2 separate regions of the Mus musculus genome follow, and region 1 is linked to region 2. The links are chromatin loops, found by intact Hi-C in ENCODE. Cell type or tissue: heart. All regions are shown on one strand.

Region 1 (2,500 bases), 130 kb before region 2:
GTGAAGGCTGTCCTTTAACATGTAGGCTCCTTCAAGGGCACCAAAAAGTAGTTAAGTGGCCCCCCCTGTGGTGTCTCAGATGCTGAAAGTCTCTGAAAACTGTTAATTTTCTAGCTTTTAATGTCTGTCTAAGACCCTTAACATTTTTCTAATATTGTTGCTCCTAGGACATTTTCTTAAGTTTGGTCCCCATTGCCACCTCTGCACACGTACATTCTGCATTTATATAGAAAAGCCTGTCAGACAGCAGCTGAATTGATTCAGTGGGGTAACAGTGGAGCTACATAAAAGGCAAAAGAAACAAAGAAAAGGAAGGAAGGAAGGAAGGAAGGAAGGAAGGAAGGAAGGAAGGAAGGAAGGAAGAAAGAAAGAAAGAAAGAAAGAAAGAAAGAAAGAAAGAAAGAAAGAAAGAAAGAAAGAAAGAAAGAAAGGAAGGAAGAAAGAAAGAGGCCTTAAAAGGCAGATACAGTATCACATAATCTAACATGGAAATATTCATCAAATCTTCTAAAACAGCACAACAAAACATTCCTTTGTGCTAAGAGTTTATGTATGTAACACCAAGTATAAAGAGCACATAGCTGGATGGGATCACGGAGATTCAGAGCCTAAGACGTCTTTGTGCCAAAAAGTTTCTAAACCATTTGGACACGTGCAACCACCTGTGCCTTCTTAGTTCCATATAGAGAAATATCACTACATTGTTTTCTAGTTCTGCACACGCTTTCAAATAACCAACGAAGATTCACAAATGGTTTTCCTTATATTGCTCTGTCTTGTTGCTGTTGACTGTGGTCTGTCTGGAAATATACTGCTCAGTTTCCTCAAACAAAAACGAGCAAGTGATGTGGTGTACGCACATGCAGAAAAGAGTTCGTAGTGAACACATTGCAAATAGATATTAGACAAGACTAATGTCTGTACAAAACAATGTGTCATTTTCAGCCCAGGGGATGTTTCCTCTCTAGGTTGATAACGCCCTGAAAACAGAGGTTTCACTAGAAAACCTACAGCTCCTTGACTGCTTTCAAGATCAGAATATATACATAAGGCAGGCATTCCCTGCCAAACATATAACAAATGGAGTGGTATGAGGGTGGAGTGAAATGCATAGCTATGAGAAATGGGCCAAGCCAACCATGAGATACAAGCAAAAGAGGAGAAAGAATACATTAATTACACAGAGAGCCAGGTGTCCTGGCTGACACCTGCAATACGAGCACTCCGGAGGCTGAGGCAGGAAAATGAATACAAATATGTACCCAGACTAGTGTATACAGTGAGTTCCAGGCCAGTCTGGTCTAGAATATATGTATAGCATCTTAATTAATTAAAAAAAAAAAAGGTTAGAAGCAAATCATTGTGGGTAGTTTTTCAGCCAATACTACCAAATATGGTGACTCTCTACCTACGTGAGTGCATTTGTTTGTTCCTTAAGGTTAACATGGAAAGTGGAATGCGAGCCTGTTTCTCTGCCGTGAGATAAATAAGGGTCAGTGTACTCTCGGTGGTCATCACCGGACAGAAGAACATAAGAAATATCACGTACCGTCATAGTAGACAATGGCGCCTACCAGCTTGTCCTTCTGGAGCATGGGAAAATGCTCCAGGGCTCGGGATTTGCTGAGGACGTAACTGCTCTTCAGGCATTGACTCCCTGCAACCAGGTCATACATCTTGATTCCCACCCAGTAATAAGGTAACTGCCACCACCTATAGCATAAGCAGAGAGAGAAGGGTGTTTTTAGAAACACGGTATAGCACTATAGATTGGCACCTTAAATTACAAGAAAGGCCAGTTAGGAAAAGCAAACTTATACCCACAAGTAGTAGGCTGCAAAAGGGGGGAGAGTGGGGCTGTAGGAGGGAGTGGGAAGGGTTGGCACATAGTTGCTTCTGGCGCCACGCTAGCTGGCATACAGGAGAATCTGCAAGAGTTTCTGGCTACCTCCATGGTTCCTGCCTGCTCCATGTTAGAATTCTTCAGGAAGCATCCAGAATAAACAGACACCCATGCCTGTGCCTCGCAAGTCTAGAGATGGATTCAAACAGTGTGGGTTGGAGGCCTTGGTAAATGTGGACTGCAACTAGGTTGAAGAGGCCCTCAGAAATCTGTAACTAAACAGGCACTAGGTGGTCAAACCTGTGTCAAGCCCTACACCAGCCATGTGGTTAAAAGAATGCCATAACCCACCTTTCCAGGTTACTGGGTCTATCTTCCTAGGGCAATCTCAATCTCAGTTCTAACATTAGGGAAATGATTAATCACACCTCTTGGATGAATTTCATCTACATTAACTTAGATAATAAAATGATAGCTGGGTTTTGGGTTGCTACACTGTAGTTTCAGATTTTGTTATCAGGATAGTTTTGGGGAGGGGGGGTTCTGCATTCTACACTGCACACAGGACCTCACTGAATGCCTTAGAAACACAGGTAAACACAGGTGTTCACCTACACGCTCCAAGAAACTGAAATGAGATTCCATTAAATGCAAACA
Region 2 (2,500 bases):
TAATCCCAGCACTTGGGAGGCAGAGGCAGGTGGATTTCTGAGTTCAAGACCAGCCTGGACTACAGAGTGAGTTCCAGGACAGCCAGGGCTACACAGAGAAACCCTGTCTGGAAAAAAGGCAGTGTTGGTGCATGCAGAGGCAGGCAGATTTCCGAGTTCCAGGCCAGCCTGGTCTACAGTGTTCCAGGACTGCACAGAGAAACTCTGTCTCGAAAAACAAAACAAAATCAAAATAGGATATATATCTCCATTATATATTATATCCACATATAATATATATTATATCCACATATATATAGTATAATATATATACATATATTATTACATACATATATATTAATATATATATATATATTATACACACATATAAATGAGATCAAAGTATTTGAAAATAGGCTGGAGATCATAAAGTTGTATATAGAGTAAATCTTCATACACTTGCATTCTTTGCCAAGAACAAAACCAAGTAAACACAAACTCCCACCCCAAAACCCTCATACAGTTTAACAAAAGTTAGAATAGTAAGAATTTTAAAATGTTAATATTTTGCCAATATTTAACGATCGTTGAATTTAAAACTCTGTGACATGCTCAATGATACATGTAGAAACGTTTTCTGCCCTAAGATTCTGTGATCAGTGGAACTATCTTCAAATACAATGTATGTAAGTGAGATTTAAAAACTTAAGGAGAAAAACAAAAGAATTCTGTTTCTTTTCCTAATTTTTAAATATATATATAAAAACAGAATTGACACAAGAATTACTCATGTGTAAATATATCCTAGTATAGTATAACAGAACACCATAATATGTGCTTGCATTGGTGGTTCAGTGGTAGAATTCTCGCCTGCCACGCGGGAGGCCCGGGTTCGATTCCCGGCCAATGCACTTGCCTTTTTGTTTCAAATCTTGTTTTTCTAAAATATTAACATTAATGAAGAAAGAAACTACGAATTTTTCTTCCTAGCATTTCGTTTCACTTGTTTTCCCAGCAATCACTAGAGTGAGTTTTCCACACTGCAGATTTTTCACGGCCTTTTTGTTTTCGGTTTTCGATGTTGTAGTGGTGGGCAAAATGTACAAGTGAAAATCTTTTCTTTGAGAAAGAATGAAAAACAGAATTCCGGCTGCTTGGAGATGCCGGGGATTGAACCCGGGACCTCACACATGCGAAGCGCGCGCTCTACCACTGAGCTACATCCCCCAGCCGCTAACTGCTCTCTTCATATGCCTACTTATACAAAGAACCCAACGCTCCTCTAAACCAAGGAGTCAGTCTGACTTTAGCAGATTCCACAGTGCATTTCTTTTTTATAATCCTTTCTCAGGCTCTGCTCGTGGTACATCTGAACCGACCCGGTGCAGGGAGCCCGCAGCTAAACTCAGCGGCCAGGAGAGTCGCAACCAGGCGGTCAACGCCAGGTTCCAGTTGGAGCCGGGAGCCTTGAACTGCCAGAGGGGCGGGACCGAGCGCAGCCCAGCTCTTTGATCCTACTGCGCAGGCGCCAACGATTCCTGGCGGGTAGCATAGGTTCTGAGCTTTTCTTTCAGCTAGGTTACAGACTGGGTCCTCTACAAGTCGGCTAGTTCGCTGGGCCAGAAGAAAGGAACTGCGGACACCATTCAGGTGACTCAAGAGACTTGTTGCTGTATATGCCTGTCTCTGCATTTAAAACTTTTGTGGATTTATCTGGGTACCCTGCACTTTTGGAAACCCCCTATGTCTCAGGAAAGCTGCGTAAAATCTATGGTTTACCTAGTGACGTTAACATTTATGCTCTGCTGTTTGGAGGACCAAATGCCCGTAGATTCTTTTAGATGGAGGTTACAGTCAACTCTTGCAGCAGAAAATGATTTTGCTATTTGCTCCTCCTTTGCATGATTCTCAACTTGAAACAAAATGATGCTGTCCCCTTCTTGGTGGCTTAGACTTGTATAAATGTTAAGATAGGGTGGAGAACCTGCTGTAGACGGCTTTTCATTCCTTTTCTATTTACACCTTGGGTCAGTCGGACTGACTGATATATATATATATCGTTTAATGTCCTCCATCTACCCTGACCTAACCGCACCTCAGCCCTAAAGTTCCAGGTGGTTGGATGCAAGCTAGATGGTTCGATGGGCTATGAATGAAAAGACGAGTGTATCTCTTCCAGGTGTATTTAAAACTGATTCCATTCCAGGTGAGGCTCAGTGGTAGCAGGGTAGGTATATGGTGTAGGCAGAGCAGCATCAGGTCGTTTCCATTTAACCTGTTAGGCTGAGGCCATAAAGCTGCGGCAGCGTGAAGGCCTGAAGTTTCCTCACCCTTCGCTTGTGCTCTCCAAAAGGCAGAGCAGAAAGCAGAAAAACGTCAAAAGTCACTGGGTAAACCACCAGCTTCATAATCACATCCTGTGTTAAGAATAAGCAAATGTCCACATATGCTTACAGCCATTTAAACAAATGATAACTCTGATTTTGTTAACTAGAACAAAGCCACACGTGGATCTAATTCA

What was found. Hi-C counts contacts between places; a loop is a spot of excess contacts. Peaks named below come from ENCODE experiments on the same cell type or tissue, not always from the same donor. Only the 100,000 strongest peaks of a DNase experiment are listed, where the experiment ranks them.
Region 1: a loop joins it to region 2, with 2.9 times the contacts of the local background. A loop is called at or near these places in 3 of 42 quality-filtered maps.

Annotation. Positions count from the first base shown.
Region 1 is chr2:57,306,145-57,308,644 of GRCm38, reverse strand. Gpd2 (glycerol phosphate dehydrogenase 2, mitochondrial) reads right to left here. Exons shown (of 17, transcript NM_010274.3): 6 at 1,550-1,713. Among named protein-coding and RNA genes, the nearest start is that of Gpd2, 69 kb to the right of the region's middle. In heart, no CTCF peak of the experiment used is centred here; no DNase peak of the experiment used is centred here.
Region 2 is chr2:57,180,784-57,183,283 of GRCm38, reverse strand. BB557941 (expressed sequence BB557941) reads left to right here and starts at 1,530. Exons shown (of 3, transcript NR_040356.1): 1 at 1,530-1,629. It overlaps 4930555B11Rik (RIKEN cDNA 4930555B11 gene), which reads right to left and starts at 1,453. Exons shown (of 4, transcript NR_040633.1): 1 at 1,359-1,453. It overlaps n-TAcgc8 (a tRNA gene), which reads right to left and starts at 1,206; the gene lies at 1,135-1,206. It overlaps n-TGgcc8 (a tRNA gene), which reads left to right and starts at 820; the gene lies at 820-890. In heart, a CTCF peak has its summit at 1,309; DNase peaks (open chromatin) are centred at 893 and 1,483; H3K4me3 peaks cover 1,741 bases; H3K27ac peaks cover 1,286 bases.